Regions from separate parts of the Mus musculus genome. Here region 2 is linked to region 1. The links are chromatin loops, found by intact Hi-C in ENCODE. Cell type or tissue: left cerebral cortex. All regions are shown on one strand. Links, peaks and the distances in the headings refer to the core of each region. The heading gives the core; the rest is flanking DNA. Region 1 has its middle 60 kb from the start of Ntm. Region 2 has its middle 71 kb from the start of Gm15521.

Evidence for each region. Peaks named below come from ENCODE experiments on the same cell type or tissue, not always from the same donor. Only the 100,000 strongest peaks of a DNase experiment are listed, where the experiment ranks them.
Region 2: a loop joins it to region 1, with 8 times the contacts of the local background. A loop is called at or near these places in 2 of 42 quality-filtered maps.

Annotation. Positions count from the first base shown.
Region 1 is chr9:29,468,569-29,476,912 of GRCm38, forward strand. It overlaps a transcript of Ntm not described here. Among named protein-coding and RNA genes, the nearest start is that of Ntm, 60 kb to the left of the region's middle. In left cerebral cortex, for the core only: no CTCF peak of the experiment used is centred there; DNase peaks (open chromatin) are centred at 658 and 3,847; H3K27ac peaks cover 1,790 bases.
Region 2 is chr9:29,557,996-29,566,339 of GRCm38, forward strand. It overlaps a transcript of Ntm not described here. Among named protein-coding and RNA genes, the nearest start is that of Gm15521, 71 kb to the right of the region's middle. In left cerebral cortex, for the core only: no CTCF peak of the experiment used is centred there; a DNase peak (open chromatin) is centred at 4,663; H3K27ac peaks cover 1,781 bases.

The DNA of each region.
Region 1 (8,344 bases), core at 238-8,237:
TCTCTATGGTGATGGGGTGCCACTAGAAGACTTTAATGAGGATCTGTTTTCAAAAGGTCATTTGACAGGAAGGGAGAGGATGATGGGAGGTGGGTGAATCAGACAATAAGGAGGCATGCTAGGGGACAATAACGTGGGCTACACAGGACAAAACAGACACAGATTAAGTGTCAGCAATGGGAAGAGAAATTATATACAAATGTGAGATGTCATTGTCATTACATACAGGGGAGGGCAAAGGAGAAACCACTGAGAGGTGTTTAAGTTTCTCTGTTTTACTGACTGCCTGCCCTACAGGAGTTACAGAGAACAACACAAGGTTCCTACCTGCAGGAAAGGAAATGTGTGATGCATAAATAACCAATGACAAAAGGTGATCCAGTGAGAGCTACAGACTGAAAGTGCCGCAAAGATGGTAGCAGAACATTTCCTTCCAGCTGCACCCATAGCAGAGCTCTGGATGCCAAGGTCCAAAGATGGGCAGCAATCGGGTGGGTGACCAGAATGGAACAGCTATATCAGTCCAGGACAGTGAGACAGACATTTCCTGGGAGGGAGAAAGATTACTAATTTCAGTAGCTTTAGCATGGGGTGTAGAGTCAGGAAGAGGGAAAGATAAAGACAGACGGCAGAGCCTGGGGAGATCAGAATGTGAAGATCTAAACTGGGACTCCCAGCACTAACATAAGAGTCATGTGCAAAGGCATACAGTGATGACACTAATGTTGGAGAGATGGTAGCAGAGACAGGTGGGTGGGTCCCTGAAACTCATTGGCCAGCCAGCCTAGGAGAGTTGATAAGCTTAAAGTTTAGTGAGAGATTCTGTCTCAAAAATTAAAAGTGGGAGGCAATTGGGCATGGATATCTAATGCCAACCTCTAATCTCCATGTGCATATGCACACATGCACATGTGCACACATGCAAAACAAGTACATGTATCACACAAGCAATACTGCAAACAATGAAACACACACACAAACACTGACACTTGCAGTTTTTTTTATTGTTTTCTTTTCCTGTTTTTTTTTTGTTTGTGTTTGTTTGTTTGTTTTTAGGCAGAAACTACAATGCAAGAATTTAAATGTCAAGAAAGGAGTTGGAGTTTCCTTATAGCCCCTTGGCCTGCATTGTTCTGATTGCTCAGAGTATATTCTGGAAAAACCTGTGTCCCAAAAGATCTTGACAACTTCTTTGCAAAAATGAGAGGATTGTGGCTCAATTGCAATGGGAAGAAAATTGATTAAACTAAGTTAAACAGGTTCAATACTAATGGACTTTTTAAGCTAGTTTAATATTACATATAAAGATGAGAAATAAAAAGGATCAAAGGCTATAGTGCAATTTAAACAGGACAAGAAGGAACAGAAACCACAGAATTGGAAATCCATATGTGGGTTCTAGCTCCAAGTTCTTTACTGCTTAAATGGGAATGTTCATAACCTATTAAAAAAAATAAACCCTCTTCCTTGGTGGGCCTTAATGTCTTTGTATGTGTAATAGGCTATTAGATTAGGTAAAATACCTTTAAAGTAAGTGTTCCCTGGCTAATTTAGGGCCCCTAACATGGGTTGTTTATATTTTACATGGCTCAGACATTTGCATAAGAGACTTGGGTATCTATAAAGAGGGTTGAATCAAATTAAAATCATTCTTTGACATTTTTGATGGTTTTGTATAAACTCAGCAAGATGACACTGGAGCACTGGGTACGTGTTACACTCAATTATAAGGTTGACAAGTGAGAGGAGTCTGGTTTTGTTTGTCTTTTAATTTCTGGCATCCAGTACAGCCATTGAGACACAATAACTCAATCAACACTTGTTCAATTTACAAGGAAATGCTGGTCAACGGCAGAGCAGCAGCTCTATCTGCCTTTATTTAAAGGTCAGAACTAAACTAGCTGTTCAGCTGGAAATAAACCTGAAAAAAACTCTCTTGAAAATAAAGGCACAGGGATTAGGAACTTCTTATTGGAAATTTACAGACTGTTGAAATAAATGTTCTCTAACATCTCTTTGAATTATAAAATCTCATATCATTTTTGTGAGGCTTAAAAGATGATATTGTAAGTGATATTTCAAAGATGTTCACTATGCTTTTGAGGGGGTGGGTGAATATTTTTTGAGTGGCAAAAATTGAGCACGATAAGCTAAGATGGAGTGAATGTGTTATGGGAAAACTAATGCCATGGACATGCGATACAGATTTTAACCATTAGGGCAGCGCCACAATCCCCAACAGAGCTGAGCTGTAGAGGTGATGCAGACTACCCCAGGGGATAGCTCATAACCTGGGACCCTACTTAGTTTAGTTTATACATACATCCTTCTTCTAGTAATGTACATGGCAGCCTGAGACCCTGCCTTGAATGGCTCACATAGCCCCTCTGAACCATGGGATACTTTTTTTTTTTCCTTAAGACTATTAAACTTGGATGATTTCCATTGATACATATTCGCAATCATGTCTAGGTATAGTGTGGAGGGAGACAATGAAGACTGAAGTGGTTTTGAGTACATGTATGGAAAGGTAAACCTACAAACAGAAGTGAACTTTAATAGTGATTCCAAGTGGTCATTTATACTCATGTACAATTGAGCTTGCATTACATGCATACATGTATGTAATCACATGCTTTATGGGACAGAACATGCACAATAGAGAATGCCTATGCTATACTCCTTAGCAATCAAACTCTTCCTTCTCTTGCACTCCATAAAAGAAGCCCCAGCGAACCATCAGGTTCCCTGAGGATCTTCACTCGTGGCCTGTGGCTTCCTTGTGGTGTATTCTGGCCTGCTCTATAGTTTTGCTTTGAGTAAAATCTCCCTGACATCTGTGTGGTCCTTTATTTCAATTTCTTGATCACAATCCAAGAACCTGACAACACCCAATTCTGACCCTAACTATCAGGAACAAGAGGAATCAATAAATAGACTTTGACTATCTAATCAGTCTAACAAAAACAATTATTGGCTACCAGTCTCTGTCAGCATGGACAGGGCAAATAAGTTTAAATACAATCTAGTTGAACATCTGTTGCCTCTGGCTCTAAGTTAGATCTATTGAGAGGTGGAGGTCTCTAATCTGAATAGAATTCAAAGATGTTCTAGTGCCAAAAGAAAGCCAGGGGTGGGCAGAATGAGACCCCCCCCCCACTGCATTGGATATTGATAAGCACTGATCATTCTTGAGCAAGACTTTTAAATATGATTATTAGGATAAAAGTGAAAAGATACTAAATTGAAGAAAAATGGAGGCATAGTACAATACACATAGCTATAAAAGAGATTCAACAGTGGCAAAAGTAAGGAGTGATGATGTGAGAGATCATAGAAAGAAAAAAAAGCCAAGTGAAATGTTTGCTTTTTATCATCTCTCCTGTTTTATGTGTGGGATGAGGAGACTCTGGGGCAGCTCATAGACAGGAAGGAAAGAGAACAGCGAAAATCCCACTAGAGTTATATAGATAGATTCTCAGCTTTCTATGGCTTCTAAAGTTGGTGTGGAGAGGCCATAGTTATGTACTCATTAGTATCAGAATGCTATGGACATCTCCAAAATAACCCTGTCTCCCTTAGCAACCCTTCCCATTCACTTTCTGCTCACCCCTTTAGATTGTCAGCTGGCACCCTGGCTCCCAGGAACCACGTACTTCCTGACTGCTGAGTGGGGCAGGGAGAACTTTATTTTAATTCTTCTAAATTTACCACACTAAGCTACAAAGTACTGTGTCTCTTCATTCAGATGATCTAGAATTGTCAGATCACCTGCGCTCCCTGCCAGGACAGGTAGTCCCTCACCAGCACACTGCCCAGATGCTCTGCCCAGCACGGGGGCCCTGGCAGCAGCAGCCTGTGGCCTCCCTCCCTAAGCAGACCATGTGCACCACGCTGGTTTACAGTGCCTGCACTCCCACTCTTGTTCCTGCCTACGTGTTCTCTACAAGCAGCTGGAGAGATCTTTTAGAAACAGCAACCATGTCACAATGCTCTTCCAACCCAGGGGGAAAACATATGGCCCAATTTACCTGTGACACTCAGTTTAATTACCAAGAGTGTCCCGGTAACTTTCATAAGCATCCCTATTTGGACGACAATTAAAGATCTACTCTGCTTAAATCCCTCTAAAGAAGCCATCCTCCTTAGCATGGCAGGATGCTTTCCTTTGGTGTCTATCTCCCAGCCTCATCTCTACCCCTTCCCTCAGCAGCTAGGCACTGACCACCACACTAGCTTCTTTGTTTTCCCAATATACTGAGCTCATGCTGACATTGAGACTCAAGTGTGTGTCACTGTTCCCCAACCTAGAATATAATTTCCTCTGAATTCTTTTTCTTCTTTTTCTTCATATCTAGACTCAAATACAGCAACTTCAAATGTAACTTCCTTTGCAAAGTGAGCAAACCCAACCCCTACCCCAGCACACAGGGTTCTTTATTGGTTCTCTTTCTGTTTCTCTGCCTGTCTGTCTCCCGCCCCCACTGCTATTTTCTATTAACTTCTCACTCACTTGATAGCTCCCTTAATGAAGGACCCCACATGTCTCTATTTGTTCTTGTAGTTACCTCAATAATAGGCAAGAAATCCCAAGTACTCAGGACTAGAAGTGTCCCCAGGGGTGGGGCATCTACCTATGAAACCACTTCCAAACAATTACCTTACTCTGTTTAAAAGTGTAATCCATGTCTGCATTTGTTTTACTAGCATACCACAGACTATAGACGTACCTCTTCCAAGCCTGTCTATTGTAAAGTATGTATTATTAGCTTTCTACATATTTCTGGCAAAAGTAACTGAGATACCATTTATTTCAAGCAGAAGTTTGTAACTCTTTAAGAAGGACTAGCAGCTAATAATGGCATATTTTCCCAAAGATCTAGCTACAGACCATCTCTAAAAAAGGGCAAAGAGTTATGAAATCTGTTAATTGTTGTAAGAAGTATAGTTCTAAGGGGCTCAACTACTGTTTCATGATCAATTGGTACCAAGCTGGGAGGACAGCTGCATCTTCTCAGCTGCCTCTAGGCAACACAGGAAGTTCTCCAAAGATATGTTCCAAAGACTGCAGGGCAAATACTGTGAAAATTTAGCTGGAAATCACTATAGAGCCCTGTAAAAAATATATATATATACCCTAGAACAGTTGGCCAGGCATCCCACACAGGGCTTGACACTGCTTTGGTCTCTATACACATTGTACTGTCTGAAAGAAATATCCCTAAGCTACTCACTGTTGCCACTGTGACTTGGTTTTCTGCTGTCACCTAAACCCTTCCACCTCCTCTCTAAGTTATTTATGCATGCACTTATTTTTGTATTTGTTGCTATTGCTGTGGTGAACATATTAATTACTTCAGTGAAGCTGCTGTATTTAGCTTATGGAATCAGCTAGGCAGCCACAGAACAGGAGACTAAAATTTCTTAAGACAGAAAGTTGTGATGAGTCAGAAGTTAATATCAGTTTAGAAAAGTGGGTTTAGCACAGTGGTCCCCAAAGTTCCATGTAAAATAGAATCATATGGACAGTTTGGTGACACAGACTGCTGTGACAATCCCAGAGTGTACGACTCAATGATCCAGAAGGAGAGACCTACAATGAGCATTTCTGACAAGGTTTTGAGTATTTCTGAGCCTCAAAGACAGAGCTGAGCATACACGATAAGAACCATTAGCTTAGAACTAAGATCACAGTCGCCAAGAGATCCACCATCCTGGGTTGCCTGAGATGAAATGATTACCTTAGATATAACACTTTAATTGCTAAAACCAGGAAAGGAATAAAGGATACACTTGATGGTAGAATGCTACCTAAATAAAAATGTGCTCATTAATATCTGGATAATATAGTTTTTAATACTTTCTCCCATAGTTCTGGACAAATAGCTATCACACAAAAAAATGTATGTAAGCAATAACAAGCAAAATGATGTGATAATCTTAAGGGTGAAAAGGTGATACATACCTTGGAAGGAACCAACAGTTCTCTATCTGCACTCAGGCCTTCTACCGGGAGCCTAGCCAATTACCAGAGGCAAGAGGAGTCATGGATTTTGGAGGAAAACCTTCAATCTCCACTTTACTAACCCAGTTTAATCTCTGACTACATTCTAAATATTTATTTTATATCCACAGATAAGTGTAGTTCTGACCTTTCATGAAAGAAACTTTCTTTGCAACAAATGGAAAACATTATTTTTTTAATTTTTATTTATTTTTTATTTTTTTAAATTAGGAATTTTCTTCATTGACATTTCAAGTCCCCCATACCCTCCCCCCACTGCCCTATCCACCCACTCCCACTTCTTGGCCCTAGCGTTCCCCTGTGCTGAGGCATATAAACTGGCGAGGATGTGGAGAAAGAGGAACACTCCTCCATTGGTGGTGGGATTGCAAGCTTGTACAACCACTCTGGAAATCAGTCTGGCAGTTCCTCAGAAAATTGGACATAGTACTACCAGAGGATCCCACAATACCTATCCTGAGCATATATCCAGAAGATGTTCCAACCAGTAAGAAGGACACATGCTCCACTATGTTCATAGCAGCCTTATTTATAATAGCCAGAAGCTGGAAAGAACCCAGATACCCCTCAACAGAGGAATGGATACAGAAAATGTGGTACATTTACACAATGGAGTACTACTCAGCTATTAAAAAGGATGAATTTATGAAATTCCTAGGCAAATGGATGGACCTGGAGGGCATCATCCTGAGTGAGGTAACCCAATCACAAAAGAACTCACATGATATGTACTCACTGATAAGTGGATATTAGTCCAGATGGAAAACATTATAGAAAACCACAACTGGTCAAAATTCAGAGACAACTCATTGTGATGGCCAATCCAATGTGTAGATACATCTACAATACAACTCCTGCATCTAACGCTCAGGGATTATTCTGGAAGAGGGAGCAGAAAGATTGCAAGATCCAGAGAAACAGGAATTTTGTTATAAAGTTATGTCTCCTATAAATGTTAGAGGAGTTATACACCCATGAAGTCTCATCAATATAGCTTCCTGTAATGTGTGATAAATAATAATATATAATATAACAAATAATGTGTGAACAAGAATGACACTCATAGACATGCTAACATGTAAGAGGAAAAGCTCGTGGGGCCTCAACCCTATACAATGAACTATAGGCAACTAATGAATACTGAGAATGAGAAAAATAGCCTTTCCCAGGGAAAAGCCACCTACTTGGTTATCTAGTACCAAGTGGTCAACCCTGAAATCCCTGTAGATATTGATCAGTGTGTGTGTATATATATATGTATATATGTATTTGTATATATGTATACACACACACACATATATATTATATATATATATATATATATATATATATATATATATATATATATATATATAAATTTAAAAAAAGGAAACCATGAATTTAGAGGTGGTTCTTGAGAGGAGTTGGAGTTAGGAAACAGAAGGAGAATAATGAATTATGATTAAAAATACGATAAATGTATGTATGTAAAGTTGACCATAAGCCTGAATATTCAAGTAGACGAATCAGTGAATGTATCAAGTAGATGAAAGATGGCTTAATTAGTGAATAAATGCCGAACAGGTAGATGGATGGGATGGATGGATGGATGGATGGATGGATGGATGGATGGATGGATAGACAAAGAAACAGATGCTAGATATGTAACCATCCTGTTCGGGAAAAATTATATTCTAAAGAAATGTTTGTGACCATCGTGTTTGCTATTGAAATAGTAGACCCCATGAAATTGTAATTTCCCTGGAAATCCTATGCTGTTAGAAGGTAAAGGGGAAAGGCTGGGTCTCTCCTACTACCCCGAGGGACTGCTTGTCTCCCAGAAAGAGATGTCACATGATTCTAACAACTTTGCAGGCTCTTCATAGAGACCACAGCCTAGACAATACAGTAGGTGAGCTATACTTTGTCCAGAAGTGCTCAGTTATACTGAATATACTCAGGTATACTCAGTTATACCATTTGCTCTGTACTTATGGTTTATGTCAGAACCTCAAAGGTGAGTTTGGGGAGGAGTCACTAACCTCATTTTTCATTTCTTGGTCACATTGAATGAGCCTTCTAGTTTTTGCTTTTTACATTTATTGTCTGTTGATGGATGTTTGAGCCGGGCTTGTTAGGGATATTGGGGACCAAGCTCTGAATCTAAGATCAGATGGCTGAATCAGTGGGAGGATGGATGGATGGATGGATGGGATCTCAAATCCTTCTTAGGTATACACCAAAGTGAGATTAATGTACTCTAGCTGTAAAATCAGGTTAATAGATCCAGGTAAATGTGTATTTATAGCCAGGTAGGGACAGAGGGCAGAATCCTGACCC
Region 2 (8,344 bases), core at 145-8,144, 89 kb after region 1:
AATTTAACACTTTCCAGTGGAAGACATTGCAAAAAAACCCCTCTATCTTCGAAATGAACAGCCAGATGCACTCCAAAGCATTCCCCAAAGCATTACTATGAATGTGACTTCTGCCTTCTAAACCCTATGATGAACCCACAGAATCTGATTAGACAGGAATGTCTGTGTGTGCTGGGGAGGTCTGCTTGTCTGAAGCATTCCCGCTAGATACCCACACAGCTGCATTTCACAACACTCCAATAACACGTTGCTACAGCATCTTATTGTATGTACGCATCTCCAGACTCAGCTTTTTATCCATTCCTCTACTTCACATCTACCCCTTTCCCCCGTTTCACCACCAGACAGTTCCTAGAGAAAACAGCTGTAATTTATCCCATATCTTCTCTGTCTGCATGTTCTTCCATCTCCCCTACACTTCAAAAATAACTACTTCTCTCTCAACATCTAATCCAAGATGCATTTAGTGATTGTCTTTTATAAAGTCTCTCCACTCCTTGCTTCCCCACTGCTCACTGGCTACATCAGGATGAAGCTACTCTCATAACATGCATGATTTTGACACCTGTTTTCTTCCCTAGTGTACAAGACTTAAAGGCAGAGTCTATGACATAGAAAATGTCTCCAGCACATTGTCTCTCATGTTGTGGGTATTATCCTCTGTAAGAAAGAACAAACATTGAATACAACAATGTGTTAAGCATTAATTAGAAATATTCTGTAGTTATATTTGGTTTCCTCTACCAAAAAATACTATTATTACTGACCAGTCAGTCCAAAGTAATGAATACTTATTATCTCACAGTGGGAAATCCAGTAGTCTTCTACTCAGGATCTGTCCAGGCTGAAAGGGAAATGTCAGCCTGATCCACAGTTCTCAGTTTGGCTTCTAGTTCCCTCCCAAGGTCATTGCCTGTGTGCATAGTCCACCTTCCGTGCTTCTAGAGGTACCATATTCCTGATAGGTGTTGTCTGGGTCTATCCAGTGGCTACAAGCTGGCTGTGATTCTTTGCCACATACCATTATATAGACAAGTTCCAATAACGCTGTTTGCTTTCTTCTAGGTCAACAGGAACTTGTCTCATTTCTTGTCCTTCCCAGCTTTCTATGGCAACCGTGTACACAATGCCACACAACCGCAGAAGTGGCCATCTGCTCAACATTTGTTATATAGCACAACCTGGCCAAGGAGCAGAGAGACCATTCCATCAGAGTCACAGGCTGTGTCCTCATTCAAAGACAAGAGCTTTCTGCATGTTCATCACAGTGGGAGGTAGATATATTGGTGATTATCTTTAGAATTCTGCATGCCACAATAATTGACTGGAAAAATGGGAATGGCCACAAGGGTCTTTGATAATGTTTCTATTGCTGTGATAAAACACCATGACCAAAGACAACTTAACGCTGGGAAGAGGGTTTTTTTTTTTTCTTTTTTCTTCTTATGCTTCCATGTAATGATCTATCATCAAAGAAAGTCAGAGCAAGAACTCAAGGCAGGGACTTAGAAGCAGGAACTGAAGAAGAGGATAAGGAGGAATTTTGATTCCTGGCTTGCTCCTATGGCTTGATCAGGCTGTTTGCTTATAGCAATCAAATAACCAGCTCAGAGGTGGTGGGACTACCCACAACGAGCCAAGTCCTTCCCTGTCAACCATACATCAAAAATAAGAAAAAAAAAAAAAGTAGCACAGATGTGCCAGCAGCCCAATTTGGTAGGATCATTTTCCCAATTGAGGTTCCCTCCTCTAAAATGACCCTAGCTGGTGTCAAGTTGACAGAAGACTAGCCTGCCTAACAAGCTTGAGTAAGATAGGAGAGAAAGGCAATCTTAAGGAAGAAGATAAAAGGAGATGTTAAATATGTTTACACGATATGAGTTTTACCATGATTATATGCAAGAGCTATTTTGGGTGTTTAAATTCTTCTTCTATAAATGAACATGAAAATTGAGGAACTTGTAATTTATGGTAGAATTCCTGACTACAGCTAAAGGGGTGTTCTTCTGCATTATAATTGCCTTCTTCTCCTACTCATTAGCAACAAAGGGGGAAAAAAACCTCTCAGCCTTGGAATAAATATGTGAAAAGGAACTTGACTTTGGTATTAAGTCTGAGTAGTTGCTCTTAAATTTCTTCCTCTGCTTGATCAACCCTAAGTGGAATCCTAAAGTTTTAAATATTATAGTTGATGGTTTTTACAGTAAGATTGACAGCCAACCTTTTGGTAAAGAACAAGTGGGTAGAAACCAGTTGTGTTAGCTTCACTTTAACCTTTTGGAAAACCAGTCACCAAACACAGTCATAGGCTTTTGGCTCATTGCAGAGGGGCCTGCTTCTTTTCTACAAATCCTCCCGGATCCTAGGATTTGAATGACAGGTGCTTAATGTTACCGAACATGCCAGGTTTACCTTTTCATCTCTCATATTGAATGGGATTACACTTCTGAGCTGTGACAGGTGATGGAATGACAGTATTATCAGCTTTCAAATTTTTAGCATTTGCTCACTCATGGCGTAGTCCCCTGGGAATAGCTCCTTTTCTATCCTGAAATCCACCAATGATCTGTGTATCATAATTCAATATATTATTCATCCCTCACCATGCAAGCAGAATTGGGTCAAACTTTTTTTTTTTTTTTTTTTTGCTCATAGGTAAAATATATCCCATAGGCAATTATCAATTCCCTTTATGACTAATGTAAAAAACACAATGGTGTTCTATTAATGGAAATGTATGCTTCAGTATTTGCAGTGACATGCTGTCTATACACTTTATCATTACACTAATACAAGGTAAATATTCCTGAAGCAACCAAGAACTTGGTAGAAACTGTAATAGCTAAGCATGTCAATTTGCCAGGAAATTAGAATGAACTGCTACATTGTGAACAATACTCTTGGACTCTTTGTTTGCAAAAATTGGGTTTCTCTTTTTTAAAATTCTATGCTTTAAAGTGAGTTATTTCATAACCGCATGGTGTGCAGTATTTTAGCATCATCCTGCTACAGGCTTCATTGCACAACAAAATTGTGAACATTTTACTAACAAAAGGGAAGCACAGAAATGCATGGCTTATAGATCTTATAACTTAATTTTAAAAGCCCTCTGTAATAAGAATTACTATTAATTGGAATAATATTTTTCATTAAAAGATTCTTATTTATTAGGCATGTCTGTGCTTATGTACAAATATTTCTCTATAACATCAACTCAGAAGTGGGCCAAGATTTCTATTTCACGCCCACTAATAGATGACACCCTACCAAAGAAGTAGGAGACATAGCAAAATTACTTTATTCAAGATACATAGGCTGTGCTGTGTGATGTTGATGCCTATAACCCTAGCATTTGAATGGCTCACAGAGGAGGGTCTGGAGTTTGACGCCAATCTTGACTACCTAGTGAGTTCAACGCCAACCAGGGCTATATAATAAGACTTTATCTCAAAAAGGAGAGGGGGGGGATTCCTGATGATATGGCTGGAGAATACAGCATCTCACTACATATAAATACATAAATAGCAATAAATATAGCCAACATCTATGGGTGACTCCAGGATTCCCTGAAAACACTGAAAGCTAAGGATGTCAGCCTCATCTAAAATGGTGTATTGCTGCATACTCTAAACACACACACACACACACACATCATCATCATCATCATCATCATCTACTTAAAATCCTTCTAGATTATTTGTAATACCTATTACCAAGTACATTTTCTATACAAAGTTCTCACATTGTTTTGATTATGGAATAATGCCAAGGAAAAAGTCTGCATGTATTAGTGCAGATATGGTTTTCATTTATGTGGTTTTGATCCAAGGTTGGCTGAATCCATGGACAAGCACCCTGAAGATGTGAAGATCTAACTGTGTAATGAACAATTCATTTATAAATAGAACTCAAAAATGTCCTCTAGAACCTTTTTGCATGTGTGGCAATTGTGATCCTCTGCCACAAAATATATATTCACAAAAGAGTGAGTCACAAATTTGGGGATACTAATACACACACACACACACACACACACACACACACACACACACATTCCTGTTTGTTCTGGGTGAGAAAGGGCTGTCAGTACAGAAAGACTCTACCCTAGCAGGAAGTAAGATTCACCACTTCGAGGACTGCTCTCCAAAGCCTGCTTTTCCTTTTCTCATCTGTTGGTTGTTGAGGAGCTAATGGGGTTAATACAATAGCAGAATCATGGGACAGAGGAACCTAGGCTTCTGTAACCACTGTGTGGAAGGATGCTAACTCTCCATCCTTCAGTGAGGCTTGCATAAAATTTTGGGGGAAGATGAAAGAAACATTCAGTCTGTTATGACATTAAAGTGTAGGGATTTTTTTTTCGCAACAGATAATATTAGCTTAACTAATACATAACTCAAGGTCTTGAAGTAGATGCTGTCATTTTATTTTTTTTTTTTTTAAAGTCTACCCGATCTGACACCAGCTTAGCAGTTTAGTGGTAGACAGTGAGGAAACAGACCTAGCAAGCTGGAAATCCCTGCTCTGCTGTAGTGAAACATTTGGTAAAACTGTCACCCTTGTTAACATGGAAGACAGACCAAGTGCCTACTGAGCTGGTGCATCTCAGGGAAGGACTTGGAAAGAGGCAGAATGCTAGCATATGTTGATCTTCCCTTGCTGCGTTTGGCAAGGTATTTTAAGAAAGATGAGTTTGAGATGGAATTAGCTGGTTTGCACACAAAAAGAAACAGGAAAAAAAAAAGTACCAGAATTTTAAAGTCATGCGCTCATCTGAAATTGCACCTAAAGGACAGGCATGTGAAAACAGTGACAAAGGCCCTTTAAAAATTCTCAGTTAATCCAAGTGCTGCAACCATGCAGTTTGGATCAGTCTGAAGCTGGAGCACCTGCTCAAGATGGCCATTCCAAACAACCCCAAATGACCCACTACCATCTTGACAGAGAGGGCTCAAAGCAGGAGGTTAGATACCGCATTATTATTTGAGAAAAGGCCTTCGGGTCTGATATCTAACTTGTACAAAGGATAAGAAACCCAATGGACAGTGTGGGTATCTTTTTCAAAGTATCTGTTCTGCTCTAATGACTACACCATCTCAAATAGTCACTTAACACACATAAAATAAATGCATAAAGCCTACGACTCAGGCTACATTTCACATTATCAATGCTATTTGGAAAGAAAGGCTGTAGGAATCCTACTGACCAAGCTTCTCAAATCCCCATATAATATCTTGGATTAAAAACCCCTAGACAATGCAGAACACATATGTGGAGTTATTTTCTGAGCATCTATGTGTTAAATAGAGCTATTCTAAAACATGTGCCAATTTTTGTATAGACACTGTTGTTCATTGACCACACTCTGGAGATGGAAGAGTTAAATGAAACCAGCATCTGGAAAAGATATTCCTTGCTTGGTCCCCAGGGGTGGTATCAATAGCAGGGGAAGGAAATCCAGGTCCAAATATTTTCCTATGGGGATTTAGTAAGGACAGCATAACAATACTTCAATATTAATTCCTGTGTCTGAAGCTCACTGGAAGTCTTTTCTCTCTCCCTCTCCCTCTCCCTCTCCCTTCCTCTCTCCCTCTCTCTCTCTTTTTTTTTAAACCTGACTGAGAGGTCTAATTCTTGGGAGGAAGTGCATGGCTTGCTTTTTTTCTAAGCAGGAGCTGTTCATAACAAAAGTGATCTTCTATTGAGATATATACCAAATGATCTAATAGGTTAGGGGGCCAGCTGCATTTGAGCCATAAAGTTCCTTTCAAATGAGCATTTTCAGGATTTGAGCCTATGCAAAACGGTAATAACATATATTTGTTACGGCACAACTCAACAGGATTTGTAAATGATAAACTAGCTGCCATGGTAGCACACCCCTGGAGGTGTGCTGCTCTGAGTTACACTTCAGAGACATTGGGATGGTAGCAAAGGTACATCGGGCTAGCAGCAGTGGCAGGACCCTCTGACAACTGCACAAGCATTCATCTCAAAATGATTATTTCCAAACCCCATGAGAACAAACCACCAAGAAAGAAGTACATCTCTAACCCCTAAGCATCCATTGCAGGAAGGGAGAGAACGGGAAAAGGGCAAGGAAAGCAACCCCTCTTCCCTCAGGAGAGATCATGGAAATGTTAGAACAGGCTGGGGTCCTCGGCAGATCTGAAATCTGAGTGTGCTTTAAAAACCACAGGCATCCAGGAAGGAAGTAGCCCACAATAGCTCTCAGATCATTAGTGGTGCAGTCACACTGAATGCTGAGGCAAATTATCTTCACCTTCAGTTTAATGCATTCCTGGAGGCTGCAGTGAGAACCACTCTTAGGAGTGTTCTCTAATGGAGAGTTCCACAAAAAAGAATTCTCACTAGGATTCTTTGTGATGGCATGGTTATCTGAAACAGAGAATGTAAATTATATTTGGAGCCTCTAGATAGGACACCCTCACTTATTTTGCATGCAATGAATGAGTTTATTGCAAATTGAGCCTCAGTTGGCCTGAATGGAATGATACAAGTAGAGACCGTTATTCCAGCGAGTGGAAGGTGGGGGAAATGGTATGTTATTCTAGCAAAGTGAGTTATGAGGGAATGACTTTTGAAAATGATTTCTCCAGCTCCTTCTGAAAGTGTGTGTGTGGCTGTGTGCGGAGTCAAGGGTTAGTGTGAGTGATAAGAATGGGCTTCCCCAAGGGCAAGACAGAATGGGGAAGAAGAAGAAATAAAGCACATGGCTGTCTCCCTGAGATGCTGCTACCAAAGAAGAAATTGAGGTTGTAAGGGGCAAAACCCAGTGCCTGCAGGGTAGGAGGCTTAATAAAGGCTATTGAGATAAGGGAAAACTCGTGTAACAGATGGGGTTCCACTGACATTTATGAAGAATCCACTGACGATTAAGTACTTTCAGTTTGGTGGAAGGTTTCAGAGCAATTTTGGAAAAAAAAAAGAAAAGAAAAAGAAAAGAAAGTCAGCAGTACCAAGGCTGTGGACTATTTTGTTTAAAAATGGGATGACAGAAGATGCCAGAGGTCAGAGGTCTTTAAGACTATTGGATGCAAGTTTTAACACACTTGTGGGAATTGTGAGGTATGTCCCGCAGTCATAGCAGACAGAATGATGTGTGAGGAACCAGACCGTGTAATAAAGGCAGGGAGATCGTGCACTGCTTAGTCACCCGTAGTGAAAACACACGACGTAACCGGGGTTGGACCAGACTCATGTTCCCTACCACTCTTGGATAAAAGCAGCGTATTTGACAAGACAATGTGTGGTTCGGGGCCGCCAGGTTATGAAACTTAAATAACAGGTTAGCTAGGTGAGAACATGGACAGTCTGAGAAAAGAGAAAACACCCTAAGATAGCGTCAAAATACACATGCAGCTCTTTTCTGTGTGCATTGGTAATGTATATCTGACTTAAAAGCGTATCCATAGGAGCCTGACATTGAGAAGAAGGTCGAGAAGAGAGAAAAGAGCAAGATGGTTGAGCATGTTAGCTTCCGTTCCCTGCACACACAGCTCATGAAGGTAGTTGTGAAAAAGTTGCACAACCAAAGAAGAAATGGAAGCATAGGGTACCCTTCCACTGTGTTTGTTAATGAATGTGTCTCTTCAAATTTTATAGCTAAAAGCCCAGTCACCAAACGGTTAATCTCTGGAAGCAGGGCTTTCAGTAGTCTCATGGAACTAATTCTATTAATGAATTAGGCTCTCTTTCCCTGTTAGATTGTCTAAGCTTTTTATTTTTTATTTTTTTATTAGATATTTTCTTCATTTACATTTCAAATGCTATCCCCAAAGCCCCCTATACCCTCCCCCTTACCTGCTCCCCAACCCACCAACTCCTGCTTCCTGGCCCTGCTTCCTGGCCCTGGCATTACCCTGTACTGGGTCATATGATCTTTGCAATTCCAAGGGCCATTGATGGCTGACCAAGCCATCCTTCTGCTACCTATGCAACTAGAGACACAGCTCTGGGGGGGGGGGGGGGTTTACTGGTTAGTTCATATTGTTGTTCCTTCTATAGGGTTGCAGACCCCTTTAGCTCCTTGGGTACTTTCTCTAGTTCCTCCATTAGGGGCCTTGTGTTCTATCCAATAGATGACTGTGAGCATACACTTCTGTATTTGCCAAGCATTGGCATAGACTCACAAGAGAGAGCTATGTTAGGGTCCTGTCAACAAAATCTTTCTGGCATATGCAATAGTGTCTGGGTTTGGTGATTGTATAGTTTTTATCCATGTGCAAACTTAACATGTCCGCTGCTGAGAGCATTACCTTAAAGTGTTAGAGCAGACTGTGACACACCTTGACAATGACTTGCCAGCACCTTAGCTCATTTG